Regions from separate parts of the Homo sapiens genome. Here region 1 is linked to region 2. The links are chromatin loops, found by intact Hi-C in ENCODE. Cell type or tissue: A673. All regions are shown on one strand. Links, peaks and the distances in the headings refer to the core of each region. The heading gives the core; the rest is flanking DNA.

Region 1 (10,434 bases), core at 1,275-9,274, 98 kb after region 2:
CAATGGTGCTGGCAAGAGACAGCGTCATCCCATAGCGGTAACAGTGCCCAGGGGCCAGCACTTGGCTGCACGAGCAGTAGAGGCAGAAGCAGGAAATAGCACCAAAGGGTGCTAGAGTGGAGAATGAGGAACATGGAGAAGCAGTACAGACTTAAGAGCTCCTTCCCTGGGACATCCTAGAAATAACTGGGGAAATTTGGACGGAGAAGTCTATGGGATGCACATGTACTTTTCATATGGAAGCAAGAACCTGGCAAGCTATGCTTATTAATTTTTGCCCATTTTACCTCCAGTATGAAAATATAGGGGTTTGAGACATGAAAGTGAGGAAGACAGGTATATGCAAAAAAAAAAAAAAAAAAAAATCCTAATAATGCTAGAAAAAAAAAGAAACAATTTTAAATATCAATGTTGTTTTTTTAATAAAAAAAAAAAAAGAAAGAAACTCCGCATTAGAGAGTTTTACCCAGAAATGCTGAGATGCAACCACATACCTACTTTACAATTTCCTTCACAAACACGCCACCTTGGAGATCCCATTCTGAGGGATCTGAATAATGAGATTCTTCAACCAAAAGCCACTTGTAAACTACAAAAATCCTCGGAGAGATTCACCAATGCCCCAGGCCTTCTGGAGGCATTTAACTAGCCATCTGGAGGATTCTCCTGTCTCTAGACAATTATTTCACAGCAAGGAAGAAAAAATTGCCTGAGGTCTTCAACCACAGCCAAATTCACTGGAGTCAATAAATGTGTCAGATGGACTACGTAGCTGCCACAGTCCGCTGGGAACAAAACTTTACTCTTGAAAGGACTGCACTTTTCCTATGCCAGATAGCATGTAGATGTGAACAAAAATATATATTCCAGAGCCAGAGTTCTTTTTTCAGGACTTTTTTCAGTTTCACCTCTGAAACTGACTTGCTCAATATTTATTGGTAATATTAGACTTTTACTATGAGAGAGAAATTAAGAAAAAAAGCTGACTAGAGATTCATTATATTTCAAAACAAATACACATTCCAACCCATTCATCAAACTATTTAAGCCTTTTAACTAAGTAAACATTTGTATCTATTTCATAAAGATGGTCTCAAAATTGATTTTAAATTGCTTCACCGAAAATGTCATTATACTTCAAAAAAGACTGGTTGTGTTGTTTTATTTTTACGTGATACTCAAAACCTGATTTTGAATCTTGGTTTCATCACTTAAGCTGTATCACCAATAGAAAAGTTACTTAATTTTTGTAAGCCTTAGTGTCCTTATCCATAAAACTGGCATATAGGATTAAAAGAATGTATAGAGCATAGGCCGGGCACAATGACTTACACCTGTAATCCCAGCACTTTGGGAGGCCGAGGGGGGTGGATCACCTGAGGTCAGGAGTTCGAGACCAGCCTGGCCAGTATGGTGAAACCCCGTTTCTCCTAAAAATACAAAAAATCAGCCAGGCATGGTGGCAGGTGCCTGTAATCCCAGCTACTCAGGAGGCTGAGGCAGGAGAATTGCTTGAACCCGGGAGGCGGAGGTTGCAGTGAGCCGAGATCATGCCACAGCACTCTGGCCTGGGTAAAAAGAGCAAAATTCCATCTCAGAAAAAAGGTGTACTGCTTAGAGAAGTGCCCAGCACATTGTATGCACCAAAAAGTGTTATCTCTTATTTTTTAAGGTAAATCTTTCTTCTTTCTTGTCCAAATAGTATGGTAAATTCTAAATATTATGTAAACAGAAATTGACCAGACCCAGTAAAAATACAGCAGAGCAGGAAGAAAAAGGACCCTGCCTGGAGTTTAGTCAGTGCCTCACTACCTGAAATAGGCACTGTGGGTGCTCTGTCCAGATCCACTGGCTTCCATTCGGCACTTGTGTGTGTTTCCCCTCCCGCTTCTGTGTGCCATGCCCGTGACTCTTCTTTGCATACTGTCTTCAGACTACTGGAGCAGCATCATCCAAACTGGCAGAGAGCAGAGAGTGTCTGATGATTTCTCTCCCTCCCCACCACTCTCCCTACCACCACCCCACTCCTACCTCTGTCCCTTCTGCTGGGACCGACTATTGTGAGAGTATGAAAGCCCAGCACCCTTGCTTTAGGTCAGACTAATTTGGAGGCATGATATATACTTCAGAGCTCCCATGTGGAATAAAGTTGAAGCTGCACTCGGTGGGATGTTGCCTTACCTGATGTCCTACCAATTACTCAGGAAACACTTGCAGAATAAATCACTGTGTACAAATCCTTGCCTCAAGATCTGCTTCTGGGAAACTCAACCCAAGACCCACAAGTGAAATTACTCAAAGAAAAGTTTCAATATTACATCTACTTTCAGCTGTCCTGCAGGCATATAAATTCAGCCTAGCAGCTTCTAATTCCTCCCACTGAGGCAGAAATCATTTTAAAAACCAACCTTGCTACAGGGCACAGTGGTGCATTCCTGTAGTCTCAGCTACCTGAAGCTGAGGTGGGAGGATTGCTTGAGCCCAGGAGTTCAAGGCTGCAGTGAGCTATGAGTGTGCCACTGCACTCCAGCCTGGGCAACAAAGGAGACCCTGTCTCATTTGGAAAAAAAAAAAAAAAAAAAAAGGCCAATCTAGCCATATGCAGAAAGCTGAAACTGGATCCCTTCCTTACACCATACACAAAAATTAACTCAAGATGGATTAAAGACTTAAAGGTAAGATCTAAAACCATAAAAACCCTAGAAGAAAACCTAGGCAATACCATTCAGGACATAGGCATGGGCAAAGACTTCATGACTAAAAAACCAAAAGCAATGGCAACAAAAGCCAAAATAGAAATCTAATTCAACTAAAAAGCTTCTGCACAGCAAAAGAAGCTATCATCAGAGTGAACAGGCAACCTACAGAATGCGAGAAAATTTTTGCAATCTATCCATCTGACAAAGGGCTAATATCCAGAATCTACAGAAAACTTAAACAAATTTACAAGAAAAAAAACAAACAACCCCATCAAAAAGTGGGCAAAGGATATGAACAGACACTTCTCAAAAAAAGACATTTATACAGCCAACAGACATATGAAAAAATGCTGATCATCACTGGTCATCAGAGAAATGCAAATCAAAACCACAGTGAGATACCATCTCATGCCAGTTAGAATGGCAATCATTAAAAAGTCAGGAACAACAGATGCTGGAGAGGATGTGGAGAAATAGGAATGCTTTTACACTGTTGGTGGAAGTGTAAATTAGTTCAACCATTGTGGAAGACAGCGTGGTGATTCCTCAAAGATCTAGAACTAGAAATACCATTTGACCCAGCGATCCCATTACTGGGTATATACCCAAAGGATTATAAATCATGTTACTATAAAGACACATGTACACGAATGTTTATTGGGCCACTATTCACAATAGCAAAGACTTGGAACCAACCCAAATGTCCATCAGTGATAGACTGGATAAAGGAAATGTGGCACATATACACCATGGAATACTATGCAGCCATAAAAAATGATGAGTTCATGTCCTTTGCAGAGACATGGATAAAGCTGGAAACCATCATTCTCAGCAAAATATAACAAGGACAAAAAACCAAACACCGCATGTTCTCACTCATAAGTAGGAGTTGAACAACGAGAACACATGGACACAGGGAAGGGACCATCACACACTGGGGCCTGTTGGGGGGTGGGGGGCTGGGGGAGGGATAGCATTAGGAGAAATACCTAATGTAAATGATGGGTTGATGGGTGCAGCAAACCAACATGGCACATGTATACCTATGTAACAAACCTGCACATTGTGCACGTGTATCCTAGAACTTAAAGTATAATAATAATAATAAAAGTCAACCAAGGTTAGGATGTCAACATATGAATGTTGTGGGGAGACACAAATTAGCCTATAATATCCATTATTTGTAATGCCAGAAGTACCATTTCTAACCAATCACCACCCCCCTTTATTTTGCATATTGTTTGTTCTAAAAAGTGCCTGGTTTACATATATTAGTTATGCCCATTTACTTCCTTTCTTTGAAAGTGGATAGACCCACAGGTCTTAAAGTGGACTGAAGATGAAGAAAGCAAGTGGCGAATGAAGAAATGTCTAAACATCAAAGTATCAAGGAAGGAGATTTTACGAGAGAGTTCCGTTGCATGAGCTACCAGAGAAGGATGTGGCAGGAGTTGGCACTACAATGATCATCAACTCATTCACCCTTTGATGTGTTTCAGTGTATCTATTGGCAATATACATAATTTTTATCATAGATTTGTTCTTATACATGCTAGTTTCTGGAAGCTGAAGAATAAAGTAATACACTATAGTTACAGAAAATCAGAACCCCCGGGAGAATTGATCAATTATGAGGAGTGAGGACCAAACCAAAGAGATGGGCTTTGGCTTATTTTTGCCTCAGCTTTATTAAGGTATAATTGACAAATAAAAATTGTAGTCCGAGTGCAGTAGCTCATACCTGTAATCCCAGAACTGTGGGAGGCCCAGGGCTTGAGCCCAGGAATTCAAGACCAGCTTGGACAACACAGTGGGAACCCATCTCTACAAAAATTAAAAAACTAACCAGGTGTGGTGGTGTGGGCCTATAGTCCCAAGCTACTTGGGAGGCTGAGGTGGGAGGATCACTTGAGTCCAAGGTTGAGGCTTTAGCGAGCCATGATCACACCACTGCACTGCAGCCTGGGTGACAGAGTGAAGTCTTGTCTCAAGAAAAAAAAAAAAAAGAATTAGAAAAACACGTTAAAAAATTGTATGCATTTAAGGTATACAACATGATGATATGATATACATATACATTATGAAATAAGCACAATCAAGTTAATTAGCACATCTCTCATTTCACATAATTAGCATTTGTATGTGTGGTGAGAACACTTAATGTCTATTGTCTTAGCAAATTTCAAGTAGTATATCAGATAATATTATTAACCATAGTCACCACAATGTACCTTAGATCCCCAGAACTCACTCATCTGTTAACTGAAAAAGCCAGACACAGTGAGATCAATACTGTAAGATCTCCCTCATATGTAGAATCTTTAAAAAGAGAGAGGAGAGATAGAGAGACAGAGACAGAGACAGAGATTGGTTTTTTAAATGATTTCTGCCTCAGCGGCAGGCTTAAGATGCTGCTAAGCTGGCCTGGCTGCAGAACAGCAGAAGTAGACGCACTATTAAAACTTTTCTTTGAGTAATTCTAATTGCGGCACAATTTACTCTCTTACCAGGAGTTTGTTGTGATTCTTTACACAGATTCTTAGAGTCTTTACACAGAAAATATATTTAAAAGCGGGGTGCCATGGCTCATGCCTGTAATTCCAGCAGTTTGGGAGGCTGAGGCAGGAGCAACACTTCAGCTCAGGAGTTAGAGAGCAGCCTGGGCAACACAATAAGATCTCATCACTATTGGAAAAGAAAGGAAGGAAAGAAAGGAAGGAAGGAAGGAAGGAAGGAAGGAAGGAAGGAAGGAAGGAAGGAAGGAAGGAGAAATAAAAGAAAGAAAGAGATAAAGAAAAAAGAAAGAAAGAAGGAGAAAGAAAAGAGAGAAAGAGAAAGAAAGAAAGAAAGAAGAAGAAGGAAAGAAAGAAGGAAGGAAGGAAGGAAGGAAGGAAGGAAGGAAGGAAGGAAGGAAGGAAGGCAGGCAAGCTATTTAAATAAAGCAATTTCTCCTCCATGGTGATTTCACAGTCCAGCCATGGGGAGAAAAAACTTTCATAAAACTGGGCAAGCTAAGCTCAAAATCCTTTCAATACTCCAGGCAATTTTTCATGTCCTTCACTTACAATTAAATTATTTTTGTCACTCTCAATGGGAGCAAGACCCTCTAAGATTAGGAGTTAATAAAATTGTTGCTCATTTTCTTCTGCTTGACTCTACAGACTCCGGCAAATACCTCAGGAATGATATCAGGTGCTAGTTACTGCATCAAACTAAGTTTTGTTTTTCTGTTTCTCAGCTCTCAATTATTTATATGCATAATCACTAAGTAAACAGGTATAAAAATTTCATGTACATTAGTCAGAAGCAATGTTTAAAAAAATCAATAAAGCCAAAATATATTAGGCAGTCAATGCCTTTTTTCCCCCTAAAGAATTGAAGTCTATGATTTGGCTTGCTGCCCATACAAATTATTATCAGATTTCATTAAAGCAAAAATTTAAGTAGTGTACATCTGAGTTTGCTGGTTTTTTGTTGTTACTTTTGCTAAACTGTGCTAATCCTTCTGTAATTTAAGGTTTGAGCAATAGAACAATGAAATGAAACTGGATTCACCCTGTTTCAAATTTTCCAGGGGCTTCTTTCGTATTTTCACACTACTGACAGGCTAAATTTCTCCTCTGACCTTAATTCTACACAACCTCAGAACAAAGTATTCTTTTCTTTTTTTCTCTTCAAAAGACTCTCACTATCCTTTAATACCAACAATTGTGTTTAGATGGCCAAGTGTCTGACTCCATCTCATCAAAAGGCTGCTGCTGGTATAGTCCAGTTTGGACTATCAGTTTTTTAGTCAGTAACTTTCATGGATTTTTTTTTAGTTCATGGACAGTTACTGAGGTCAAACAGTACTATCTCTTACTACTCAGAGGTTTTTGTTTTATTATAGGGTAAAATGTCTTAAGTCACCGTGAATTATAATAGCAGACTCATGAAAGAAAACTACCCCCTAGGCTGGGCATGGTGGCTCATGCTTGTAATCCCAGCACTTTGGGAGGCCGAGGCAGTGGGATCACCTGAGGTCGGGAGTTGGAGACCAGCCTGACCAACATGGAGAAACCCCGTCTCTACTGAAAATACAAAATTACCTGGGCGTGGTGGCGCATGCCTGTAATTCCAGCTACTCAGGAGGCTAAGGCAGGAGAATTGCTTGAACCTGGAAGGCAGAGGTTGCGGTGAGCCAAGATGGCACCATTGCACTCCAGCCTGGGCAACAAGAGCGAAACTCTGTCTCAAAAAAAAAAAAAAAAAAGTAAGAAAACTACCCCCTGCTGCGAACAACTAAGAGAGAAGTTAACCATTACAAAGTAACAATTGTGCAGGAAATTATGTCACTGATACAGAAGTTACTGGTTAACTGGAGTCCAGTTTCTGGAATTAATGGAAAGGGCTACTTTAATGAACTATGATGTTCTGATGTCAAAGGTTGAAAATTTTAATTAAAAAATTTTGTATCAGTTGATAAGACTGTGAGCAGCAGAGGAGATAATATTATTAAGGATAGACATCCTAATATTTTCTACTCACATATATTGGGTTCCAGCTTACTCAAAAACTACAGAAGATTCAGTAATTGCCCAATATAGCATTTTTCAACCCCTCAGTTTGGGAATCTTTTTGATCATTTCCCAGTGACATTTTCAGATAATACAATGAAACCATACTGCATGTAGATTTTAAAAGCACATTTTGAAGCATCTTTATGAATAAAAAAGTTTTAAGAACATTTAACTTAAAAATGCAGTAAAATGTTACTCAGCACACCCTGAACCCTACCTAAATGTAATTTTTCAACCATGATCAACTCCATTTTAATCTGAGGGAGACAAATGGCAAAACGAATATCAGGAATTTACTTAAACCAGAGGAGGAGAAGAGAAAGGAAGAAACAGGCCGGGCGCAGTGGCTCACGCCTGTAATCCCAGCACTTTGGGAGGCCGAGGTGGGTGGATCACGAGGTCAGGAGATCGAGACCATCCTGGCTAGCACGGTGAAACCCCTTCTCTACTAAAAATACAAAAAATTAGCCGGGAGCGGTGGCGGGCGCCTGTAGTCCCAGCTACTCGGGAGGCTGAGGCGGGAGAATGCCGTGAACCCGGGAGGCGGAGCTTGCAGTGAGCGGAGATCGCGCCACTGCACTCCAGCCTGGGTGACAGAGCGAGACTCCGTCTCAAAAAAAAAAAAAAAAAAAAGAAACAAATCACCACACTTCATTTTTTCCCAGATGCACTTTTTTTTAATTGTTATTATACTTTAAGTTCTGGGGTACACGTGCAGAACATGCAGTTTTATTACATAGGTATGTGCGTCCCATGGTGGTTTGCTGCACCCATCAACCCATCACTTACATTAGGTATTTCTCCTAATGCCATCCCTCCTCTACACTCCCACCCCGACAGGCCCCAGTGTGTGATGTTTCCCTCCCTGTGTCCATGTGTTCTCACTGTTCGACTCCCACTTATAAGTGAAAACACGTGGTGTTTGGTTTTCTGTTCCTGTGTTAGTTTGCTGAGAATGATGGTTTTCAGCTTCATCCATGTCCCTGCAAAGGACATGAACTCATCCTTTTTTATGGCTGCATAGTATTCCATGGTGTATATGTGCCACATTTTCTTTATCCAGTCTATCAATGATGGACATTTGGGTTGGTTCCAAGTCTTTGCTATTGTGAATAGTGCCACAGTAAACATATGTGTGCATGTGTCTTTATAGTAGAATGATTTATAATCCTGTGGATATATATCCAGTAATGAGATTGCTGGGTCAAATGGTATTTCTAGTTCTAGATCCTTGAGAAAACACCACACCATCCTCCACAATGGTTGAACTAATTTACACTCCCACCAACAGTGTAAAAACATTTCTGTTTCTCCACATCCTCTCTAGCACCAAGATGCACATTTTTTTCCACATCTTTAAATCTCTGAAATAAGGATGTGCCTTACAGTCAATGAACTCTTACAAGTAATTGTCCTGGCCAGGTGGTGGTCACGGCATAGGTGATTGCATGAGCAAATCAGAACTTCATCATACTGTTCACATTGTCATCACTTTAGATGAGATGTGTGCATGGTTATTATCTCAGATGTTAAGTTTAACTGACTTTTACAATGATTTTTGATGTTGTTGTTGTTTTGTTTTGTTTTGTTTTTAGCGGTAGCAAAGTTTATTGTGAAGAGCGAAAGGACAAAGCTTCCCCACGGCACAGAAGGGGACCCGAGCAGGTTACCTGATATTTTTTAAGATTACAACACGATTTAGAATTGAAATAAAGTTTTAGAAATGCCTTAACTAAAATTTTGCTTGCATTTCTCTGTTAACGTAAGAGAATGTTATATTATAAAAATATATGTCCAAAAAAGAGAAATAAGAAAAAAATCTATGTATAAGTAAGTCTAAAAGAATACTTGGCCAGGTGCAGTGGTTCATGCCTATAAATCCAGCACTTTGGGGAGGTTGACGTGAGAAGCTTACTTGAGGTCAAGAGTTTGTGGCCAGCCTGAGTAACACATTGAGACCCCTATCTCTACAAAACATTTAAAAATTAGCCAAGCGTGATGCTGTGTACCTGCAGCCCTAGATACTTGAAAGGCTGAGGTGAAAGGATCAATTGAGCCCAGGAGTTCAAAGTTACAGTGAACTATGATTGCACAACTGCACTCCAGCCAGGTTGACAAAGTAAAACCCTGTCTCTTGAAAAAAAAAGAATACTTTCAGTAAGTATAAAATTTTTGAAAATCTATGTCATAAGAAGGCACTGTGTCATCATTTAATCAGAAAATTTTTTCTTTGTTAAGGGTACATTAAAAAATGGCACATCTTGTAATCACAGTTACCTTAGACTATAGGGAGTCATCCCAGGCTGTAGATCGCAAATCTCTCCTACAGAATTACATGTACAACTGGATGCTGCCACCACTTGGCCTTTCCTAAAAAGTCTATGCTCAGCCGGGCTTAGTGCTCATGCTTGTAATCCCAGCCCTTTGAGAGGTCGAGGCGGGCAGATCATTTGAGGGCAGGAGTTCGAGACCAGCCTGGCTAACATGGTGAAACTCCATCTCTACTAAAATAAAAAATTTGCTGGGCAGGGTGGTGCGTGCCTATTATCCCAGCTACTTGGGAGGCTGAGGCAGGAGAATTGCTTAAACCTGGGAGGTGGAGGTTGCAGTGAGCAGAGGTCGCAGTGAGCTGAGATCGTGCCACTGCACTCCAGCCTGGGCAACAGAGCGAGACTCCATCTCAAAAAAAAAGAGTCCAGTTGCCATCAACATTTCTTCACCTTCGAAATCACGAAGTTTCCCAGTAGAGGAAGAAACAAAGCTGGTAGCTGTCTTCTTAGGATCTAGCCATCTTCCTTTACAGATGCTCTTCAATTTACAATGGGGTTTTGTCCTGATAAACTTACTGTAAATGCAAAATATTCTAAGTGAAAATGCACTTAATACACCTAACCTAGCAAACATCACAGCTTAGCCTAGCTTGAACACATTCAGAAGATTTACATTAGTCTACAGTTGGGCAAAATCATCTCACACAAAGCTTATTTATAATAAAGTGTCGAATACCTCATGTAATTTATTGAATACTGTACTGAAAGAGAAAAACAGAATGGTTGTATAGGTACTCTTTTTCTTTTCTTTCCTTTTTTTGAGATGGAGTCTCACTCTGAAGCCCAGGCTGGAGTGCAATGGCGCAATCTCAGCTCACTGCAACTTCTGCCTCCCGGGTTCAAGCG
Region 2 (10,434 bases), core at 888-8,887:
GAGGATAAATCTTGTGTAAGATCCTGTAGCCAGTCAGGGGCAGAGCAGCTGCCTCCAAAACCACTGTAAATCCACTGCCTTAACAATCCTCTCACTCCTGCACCTTTCTGCAGAACCAGCCAGTGTCTATTGGATGAGAAATGGTGACTTCCCCTACAGTGATCAATTAATCTACAAATACCTTCGTAACAAGTTGTCGCTATGGGTGTATAGATGTCATCCTACAAGCAGCCATACACTCTGCTTGTAGAAATTCTCCAATATTAACGAGTCTGTTGGTGACCACCATGGTCTCTAAGAATCGCAAATCCAGAGCCACACACAGACTCAAGAGGCTCACGACCACATGTCCCCACTTGTTCCTGAGGGAGCTGCGCAGCTGCTTGCCCCTACTCCCACAAGGCAGCCTGGGTGATCACACCTTCCATGGTTATCTCTGGTCCCCATGTGTCTCTCACAATGAAGACCCTGTGGCTGCCAAAAGTGGGCTCCTCCACACAAAAGGGAGGTTGAGTTTCGGTGGCTTTTATCACTGGCCCAGTACAGCTCCTGGGGAGCCACATAGCAGCCACTACATTGGGGGCTACTGCAAGGAACAGCTGTGCTGATACTGAGCCACTGCTACAGCAAGAAACTCCCTCTTGCCAGGCATGGTAGCTCCAGCCTGTAGTCCCAGCTACCTAGGAGGCAGAGGTGGGAGGATCATTTGAGGTCAGGAGTTTGAGGCCAGCCTAAGCATAGTCCCAGCTACCTAGGGGGCAAAGGTGGGAGGATCACTGGAGGTCAGGAGTTTGAGGCCAGACTAAGCAACATAGCAGGACCCTCCATCTCTAAAATTAACAATTAAAAAAATCAGCCTGGCGTGCTGGTACATGCCTGTAGCCCCAGCTACTCAAGAGGCTGACACAGGAGGATCACTTGAACCCATGAGTTTGAGATTGCAGTGTGCTGTGATCACACCACTGTACTCCAGCCTGGGCAACAAAGTGAGACCCCATCTCTAACAAAAAGAAAAAAGAGAAAAAGAACAAGAAACTCCCTTACTAAGGCAGCCTTGGCTCTCAGATGCTCAGGTGCTAAACTTACCTGAGAGTATGTGGTGAGAGGCTGCAGGTAGTGGAAAGAATGCAAGTTTTAGAAACCCCAGATACATGGCTGAGAGCTACTGCTCTGCCACTGAACACAGGGACCATGCCTTAACTAACTCTTAATTTCTCTAAGCCTCAGTTTCCTCATCATTTGAGTGGAGTTAATGTACTTGCCTTTAGGTCTAGCATGAGGATGCAATGATAAGGCTTATGGAGTGACTAGTACAGTGCGTGATGTATGGTGTTTGTTTAATAAGTATTAGAATGCTGTCTTCAAGAGCAGAGAGTTAATATTTTTCTTAAAAATCATATCAAACTCACACCGTATTGAGTGTAATCTTTATGCAACATCTGTACTATGCTTGTGTCTGAAAGTAAATGTAGTAATATTAAATAAACAAATCTGCCTAGAAAACTATTATAACTGTTCATTTTAAGCATTTATATATTCAGTCATCCAGAAGCATTTAAATGGATTTAGCCATCATCCAATTAGGAATGGAAAAATTCACAGCCTTACAAATGAAGTTATTTATGCTATTTTGTCATAGCCTACAAGTAAATGAATTATGCATAGGTTTATTAACAGTATGAAAACTTGTCCAAATCTATAACACTTTTTGTGTAATTTAATTTCCTATTCCAACTGCAATTTAAACATACAGTTTCCATTTAATTATTATGGTCACTGCAACCAGGGGTTTTTTTTTTTTTTCTTTTCTTTGAGGATTCTTTCTTGAGAAACTTAAGCTCTGCCATAAACTGTCTGGCAGAAGAAATATACGATTATAGCAGAAGTTCCAAAAGCATCAGCCAAGTCTCATAGTCCCTTTTATTCTCAATGGAGTCTTTCATCCCAAGATTTTAAAATTTTATTTATTTTTTTTTAGATGGAATCTCACTCTGTCATCCAGGCTGGAGTAAAGTGGTGCAATCTCGGCTCACTGCAACCTCCGCCACCTAGGTTCAAGAGATTCTCCTACCTCAGCCTCCCAAGTAGCTGGGATTATAGGTGCACACCACCACACCCAGGTAAATTTTTTTGAATTTTTAGTAGAGACAGGGTTTCACCATGTTGACCAGGCTGATCTTGAACTCCTGACCTCAGGTGATCCACCCACCTCAGCCTCCCAAAGTGCTGGGATTTACATGTGTGAGCCACTGCACATGGTCGATTTTAAAAATTTAAAAGCTTTAGATGAGAAGATCAACCTTTCACACGCCGTTAGCAAGCTTACTAGAATGTTCTGAGATGCTGTTGAACTTGCAAGGACTGGAATGGAACCCAATGAATGGGAAACCCTGTAGCTCAGCAGGATCATTTTCTGCAGTTCTCTGGGGAAAGCATTACTCACAAAGGGGCACGACAAGGGAGACGCAGAAGCCCCACTCTGGAGTGCGTGTCTTTCTAAGTCACCACTCTTGTTTATGAATAGACAGGAAAGTTCCGATTTATCAAATTTCTGATAAAGACACTCGAAAAAGGGTAATTTTGGAGTATCAAGAAAGACTAATTGATTCAAATCACTACATAATGCATAGATTTTGCAGTTGACACTCATGCATTCAATTATTGAGTAATAACTACTTTCCAGGAACTTTGTGAGTAAAAAGTAAACTAAACTAAGACAGGAAAGAATTGTTTTGTAATTAGAAAATTTAAAATAATTGAAATGCTTTTTTTTTTTTTAAAGATAGGCTCTTGCTATGTTCCCCAGGCTGGCCTCAAATTCCTGGACTCAAGCAATCCTCCTACCTCAGCCTCCTCAATAGCTGGGATTACAAGCATGTGTCACTGCACCCAGCTAAATGCTTTTAAGAAAAAAAAAAAAAAAAAAAAAAGGAGGGTGAAGGGGGAGAAGAGAAAAAAGTTGATTCATCTAAAGTGTTCATGTGAAAATACATAATACACTATATATATAAATTATATACACATATAATTCATATATTTGTTTTACACAATTACATAAATTATACATAGTTAGAGAGGGGAAAGGACAAAGGGAGAGAGGGAGCTTTTTCTTTCTGTAAGGCTTCCACATGTGACTTGTAACTCAAATACATAGATAGTCATTGCTATTGGCAGAGCATAAGAGATAGGGGAGTTTTGCTATCTCATACAGCTATCCCAGAAATAAAACGATATCACTGGGTGTCCCTTACATGCTACATATACATTAACACAAATACTTAACAAATTTATAGATAAGTATTATTATCACCATTTTATAGATAAATAAATTAACTTTCTAAGGGTCTGATTTTTCTACTACACTGAAACTTTCTAATGTCCAAAGCACTAAAAACTCCTATTACATAGTATGGTTCCCTAAAACAGCCATCCCAGAAGTAACAAATTATGGCTTTTTCTCAAAGTGGAAGAAATCAAGAAGCAGCCTAATTTGACAGGGTGTCCTATGCAAAAACTAGACCCCTTGAGATACTCCAACCACTGTCCTGCCCTTTGTCTCACATGCATATCAGTATATCCAAAAGGAATACCAAATCTCTGGCTCAAACAAACAAAAAGCCTAAAACAGCCTCCAATCATCCCTCACTCTACCAAGATTGGGATATTTTTTGTTTTGTTTTTTTTTGAGACTCTCACCCTACTGCCCAGGCTAGAGTGCAGTGGTGCTATCTTGGCTCACTGCAACCTCCGCCTCCCAGGTTCAAGTGATTCTCTTGCCTCAGCCTCCTGATTAGCTGGGATTACAGGCACCCGCCACCACACCTGGCTAATTTTTGTATTTTTAGTAGAGAAGGGGTTTCACCATGTTGGCCAGGCTGCTCTCAAACTCCTGACCTCAAATGATCCTCCCCACTTGGCATCCCAAAGTGCTGGGATTACAGGCGTGAGCCACCACACCTGGCCAAGATTGGGATACTTCTTAAACAGTTCCCTAGGCTCTTTCCAACTAGATCCAACCAACTCAGGTTTTTTTCATTAGCATAAAAACTCATTTCCAGTCCCCATGAAAATGTGCCAAAAACATATAGACCAAAAAACATCAAATTTAAAATAATTTCGTGAGAGGTTTGCCTCAGTGAGCAGCCTTCACGATGTATTTCATGGGTGCACCCAGAGACATTATAAGCTGGGGGTGGGGGGTAGGGACTAGACGGGGACTGCACCTGACATTTCTCTCATCTGCATATCTGGTGATGACAAGAGTAAGAAGCCCTTTTACCTATACCAGCCTCAGTTTCCCCCATGGCAAAATGGAGTTTTGGAGTATAAGGAATTCATCTTAATATGTGTATAACTTGCTTCACAGTGACATTGTGATACTTGAATAATAACGAAATTTTTTTGTCAAAACCGTAGAAATCATAATATTTGATCCTGTAAACTACTGACCATAAGATGTATAAGCCAAATGGTAATAAGGACAACAAAAGATCATTTAGTCGTTGGCTTTCACTTTCAAATACTTTCCTAATTTTTTCGTCTTTTCCGATAGAGGGTGCTATGATTCTACATGGTGTCACCTTGTCACTAGAAAACAGCCTTCTGCAGATGGGTTTATTCTTCAAGCTCAGCGAATTTAAGATAATTTATTTACATCTTCCTTTTGTTTTTAAGGCTAGAATCACAACTTAAAATTTTTCTCAACATGCTAATTTCTGTGACTCCCGCAGCACTGAGGCTATAAAAGGAATGACTTCTGGTCTGTCTTGCTTTGCACAAGGCATTCCCCAGGCTCCCTGACCAACTCAGTTACGCACCAGCAGGGGTCCCTGTGTACACTATGGCAGCTGCTTTCTCTCTTTCTCTCTCAAGCTCTACCAGTCCCTCATCCACACTCCCTTCTATATGCAAAAGAGCAATTCCTAGAAAGCCATGTAGGGAAAAATAAATTTCTAAAACTCTAGTTCTGTGTCCCCTTTGATTTGCATCATGAATTTAGGGTGCTTTCCCCATGGATTTTGCAGTGGTTCCTACAGCCAGAAGCTAAGCTCTCCCCACACAGTCCCCTTCACTCACACCCCTCCTCGCAGTGCCAGGCAGCTAATGATCTATAAAATGCATGCATTCTCCTGGGAACCAATTCATTAAAGGAAAGGAGTAAATTAATCCTGTTAAAAATCGAGCTTGTGACTTTGGATTTACTGGCATAGGAAGTTCTGTGTGGCTCAATGCCAAACATTCACACACTGCCTAAGCCGAGTTTGTGAGAACCTACCAGGCACTGGGCACTGTGCCAGGGGTTATTCTCCTCTACTCAAACGTGACCTCCTGAAAGAGGCCTTTCCAACCACCCAGCTGAAATAGCACCCTCTCTCACTTCCTCTTCCCATGTCTTCATGTATTTTTATTCATGTTTATCCCTGGTGTATATCACACGTATTGTGCATTTGTTTCTGGAATGTAACCTCCGTGCATTTAGTACTTCAGAATCTCTGGGCCCTGAAGCACCAGAACAGTCCCAGGACATCATATGAACTCAATAAATAGTTGTTGGATCAGCGAATCAGTCAATGACAATATACTCAAAGAAGAGTTATAATAGATGTCCGCCCCCACTGCGGCCACCTAGCGGACTCACCTATATCACATACCTGTACGTGTCCCACTGCCTCCTGCTTCTATTCTTGCCCCAAACCATTTCTCTAGAGATACCACAGCCAGAATGAGCACTTAAAAATGTAAAGCAGGCCAGGCGTGGTGGCTCACGCCTCTCATCCCAACACTTTGAGAGGCCGAGGCAGGTGGATCATGAGGTCAGGAGTTCAAGACCAGCCTTGCCAAGATGGTGAAACCCCGTCTCTACTAAAAAAAAAAATACAAAAATTAGCCAGGCATGGTGGCGGGCGCCTGTAATCCCAGCTACTCGGGAGGCTGAGGCAGGGAATTGCTTGAACCCGTGGGGCAGAGGTTGCAGTGAGCCGAGATCATGCCACTGCACTCCAGCCTGGGCAACAGAGTGAGACTCTGTCTCAAAAAAAAAAAAAAAAAAATTTTTTTTGAAGCAAATTATATCACTCCCTCCCTATAACCCTCAAATGGCACCCCATCAAGAAATAAAATCCAAACTCTTTGCATGCCTATATGATTGAGCCCTGCCTGCCTCTCCGATTTCATTCACGGCCTTCTTTCTGCCCTCCTCACATGCCAGGCTCTTTAGCAAGGGCCTGTGTGACTTTGTTTCCTCTGCCTTGGATGCTCTTCTTCCCCGGCCTCATCCCTGGCACAATTGGCTGTGTTAGATATCATTAAGGTCTCAGTTTCAGACAATTTTATATAAATCAATGCCCTGCTACATTTTATTTTCCCCATAGCATTTATCACCATTTGAAACTATTTGTACATTTGTTTACTAGTTGATCGTCTGTCTACTCCCATTCATCCCATCCATACCCTCCCCCCCACACACACATACATGCACACACACACACTAGAATGAAAGCACCATAAATCTAAGTCCTCATCTATCTACCACTATACGCTCAGTGCCTACAGTTCCTGGCACTTAGTAGGAGCTCAGTGAGTATGTTTGGAATGGATGACGGATGGAGTGGATGAATACAGGGTGCTACGGGAACACTGTGGAAAGAGGGACAAACTCTGCTATCATTTTATTTTTCTAAGTCATAGCATGGAACTACGTTTGACAACTTTGCTTTCTATGGGATGCAAATATACCTTATAACTGAGTCTTTGCTTAACGTCACTTCCTCCATGAGGCCTCCCCTGACACACCTATCTAAATGTGTTTTTCTTTTATTGTCTTTCATATTACTGTGCACTTTTCTTTCATTTTTATACTTCATAAGTATCCATTGATTAATGGAATCGCTTGTTTCACTTTTGTCTACTCAAGTAGACCACGAGTATCAGAGAGAGCATCAGATCTTTGCGCTCATTGCTGTATCCCTGGGGCTTACTACTGTGCCATACACCTGGAAAATTCAATCATCAGATGAATTGATGTGATGACATTGATGTATCACAGTATTCACAGCACAGTCTAAAAAACTTACAAATGAGCAAGAAATAAAAATTGCATGTGTGTACCTACACATGCATTTTAAAGCAGGAAATGCTCTACACATTTTTAATTAAAATTTTAGTTTTTCAAATTTCAGAATACTAAACATATCATTCCAAAGTTCAGTCACTGTGAATACAAAGAGTTGGGTCATGACTTTGGTCCTGACATCGACTTTCCCTGTGACTTGGGATCAATTTATTGATCAATTTATTCAATTACAATCGGTCTCTGTAATCATTCCTCTAGCTGCACTGTGAGAATTAATAAGCTAATATCTATACAGTACACAGAAGGGATTCTGCTACAAAGTCCTAAAGAAAAACAAAAAAAGCAAAATACAATTTCCAATCCCTAAATTCATGAGTTTTATTTAGCTTTATAGTTGCTCTGATATTGTTTTCACCTCCTGAAATATTCTTCTCACTCCTCTTTGACCCCGCACCTGTGAAGTTAGGTTGCCTCAAGCCTGGGCCCTCTGTAATTCTCACCGCACCATCTTCCTCTAGGAGCCCCTCATCCATTCTCTCACTTGGCAGCACCAGTGAGACCTGCTCTGTTCAAGCTGTGCTGGGTGATGAAGTACCACAGTGATGCTACGTCTGCTGTTCAACTAGGACCATTACATGGTTGTTCAAATCTACAACTCAGGCCAGGTGCGGTGGCTCACACATGTAATCCTAACACTTTGCGAGGCCAAGGCAGGCCGATCGCTGGAGCCCAGGACTTTGAGAACAGCCTGGGCAACAAGGTGAAACTCTGTCTCCACAAAAAACACAAAAATTAGCCAGGCATGGTGGCACATGCCTGGAGTCCCAGCTACTCAGGAGACTGAGGTGAGAGGATCGCTTGAGCCTGGGAGGTCAAGGCTACAGTAAACCATGATCATGCCACTGTACACCACCCTGGGTGACAGAGTGAGACCCTGTCTCAAAAAAAAAAAAAAAACCACCTGCAACTGCAGCTTCAGTCCTGATGTCCTTGGCAGGCCTCAGCTCTGCCATTTACAACTGCTTGCAGCACACTTTCAACTAAGTTTCCTGATGATACTTCCAACTCAACATGTTTGAAATTACGTAGGTCATTCTTTGCCCTGGCTGCCTTCTTCTTGGCCATAGAACTACCATTTTCTCAAATTCCAAGCTTAAAAACCTCAGTTATCTTTGGCCCCAATTTCTCCATTAACCCCTTGTATCCAATCATCACACAAATCCTTTGTTCCTTGGTTTCTTCCAGAATAATCATCACTTCCTGCTGCCTCTACCACCTCCCCAGTCTAGGCTCCTTTCCCCTCATACCAAGATAGTTGCAACTGCCTTACAACCATCGACTTATCTATGGCTTCTCACCACGTGAAGTCTTCCTCCATGTAAAAGATCTGATGCTCCCAAAATGGACTCAGATTAATATTCTCACCTCTCAGAAGCCCTTGTGGGCTGCCCTCTATTCAAGGACAAACACTAGACTCTTCATTCTGCTATTCAAGGTCATGTAATAACTGTCACCACCTACCATGTCAGGCACATCAGCCCCCACACCAAAAAGGACCATCTGTTCCAGTCAGCCTAAGGGACTCATTGTCCCGGGGCTCGGGAGCAGGAGCTCTGAGCTGGCTGTGTGGATGCAATTCCTCCCCTCCTCCCCTGCCATTTGCTCAGTAGGAGCCTTTGTTTGTATTGTATTGTATTTTATGTTATTTTGTTTCATTTTTTTGAGACAGGGTCTCACTCTGTTGCCCAGGCTGAAGTGCAGTGGGGCAATCTCTGCTCACTGCAACCTCTGCCTTCAATGGGAGCCTTTGAACCTGTCACTTCTACTCTGTGTACTTCCTTTTTTCATTCCTTTTTAAATGTAGATGACAAAGATGCCTGCCTTGTGGGGTGAGGTTAAATAAATCACTACTGTAAAGAGCTTGGCATAGTGTTGAGCCCACAAGGGCCCGGTAAATGTCAGCCAGCGTGACTGCTTCTTCGCATGCCCACGTCTGCCCCAACCATCTCACCCTCCCTTGGATCTGAAGGTCCTCTCCCCTCATCTACCTTTTTCTGAATTTTAAACAGTTTCAAAGGCAGAGCTCAAATTCAACTTCCTCTGTGGACTGCTGCCATTGTACATTCAGTCCTTCCCTCCCTCTCATGGTCACCAATCTCTAGATATTTGATGTTTAGCATTAGCTTGTTTGTTGCCTTTTTAAGCTATCTTCTTTATTTCAAGTAGATTGTAAGTTGCTTGAGGGCAAGAGCTCTATTGATTTTTATTTTATTTTTGTCATAATAGTATAAGAGTCTCAGCTAATGAGTTCTTAATATCTGTTATGCTGAGTTCGGCACTACTTATGTACACAAAATTATTTGTCTTTCTTTCAAGAATTTCACATGATATAACCAAAAAAAAGGAGGGATCTAAATCATTAGGAGACAATATCATTGCCTAGAAATCATTTACTTTACAAAATACCAAAATAAGAATGTTGCTTAATTAATTCAGGGTGTGGGTGGAAGATGTCAAATCAGTTCTGATCACAACTTGTCGGGCAATTCAACCAAAAGGGAAGAAAGAGAAGCCTCAGCCAGGAAGAACTGCCAAGGCAACGCTCTGGCATGACATGGAGCTCACCCCATCAGGGAGCGCAGACTGAAAACACAAGAAGGTTAGGAAATTACCTACTAAATGCTGTCGTTACTCCCACAGAGTAGGTATTTAATAAATGTTTGCTGAATTAACAAACCATGAATAAATGATAAATGGAAAAGATTCAGATGGCAAACTAAATACCTAGAACAATTCTCAATCTTTTCAAGGAATATTAATGAGGATTATACCCCTTTTCTCAGCGAAACTTCCCTTTTAGTCTTCGTTAAAGATAGAAACCAAGACTGGATGATCATTGATGTGACCTACTACAATGGTTCTTACAGTTTAAAGTATTATTGCCAAGATTTTAAGTGCAATATAAATTATGTCAGGTGTATATACAAGGAAAAAATTTTAAAATACATATTCTAAAAAATGTTAGCTCTGTTTAGGACCATAAGTGTAACATTAAAGTTCTAGTGCTGTTTCACATAATTGGTTATACACCACGAAGCGGCTAAGTTTTATCTCTTGGAACTTAATTGAAGCCCAAAGGACAGTCTCTTTGTATCATATAAAAATATAGAACATCAACGAGGAAAGCATCTGATACTTACACTCCCTTTAGACTTTCTGGATCCTACAATAGGAGGTAGTGAAGAAGCTTTCTGACTGTGGAAACAAATTGCAATTTAGAAATCTGAATGTTGTTTACAAATAATGTACAATGCAAGATAATTATCATCCCCACCTGGAAGTCAACTGTTTACTGCTGTGTT

The links. A loop is a pair of places that touch in the nucleus more often than their neighbours do. Peaks named below come from ENCODE experiments on the same cell type or tissue, not always from the same donor. Only the 100,000 strongest peaks of a DNase experiment are listed, where the experiment ranks them.
Region 1: a loop joins it to region 2, with 11 times the contacts of the local background. A loop is called at or near these places in 70 of 110 quality-filtered maps.

Annotation. Positions count from the first base shown.
Region 1 is chr6:24,376,394-24,386,827 of GRCh38, forward strand. It overlaps a transcript of DCDC2 not described here. Among named protein-coding and RNA genes, the nearest start is that of MRS2, 21 kb to the right of the region's middle. In A673, for the core only: no CTCF peak of the experiment used is centred there; DNase peaks (open chromatin) are centred at 5,278, 5,708 and 7,008; H3K27ac peaks cover 5,504 bases.
Region 2 is chr6:24,278,580-24,289,013 of GRCh38, forward strand. It overlaps DCDC2 (doublecortin domain containing 2), which reads right to left. Exons shown (of 10, transcript NM_016356.5): 6 at 10,273-10,327. Among named protein-coding and RNA genes, the nearest start is that of KAAG1, 73 kb to the right of the region's middle. In A673, for the core only: a CTCF peak has its summit at 4,804 (motif pointing right); DNase peaks (open chromatin) are centred at 1,702, 4,832 and 5,192; H3K4me3 peaks cover 552 bases; H3K27ac peaks cover 4,217 bases.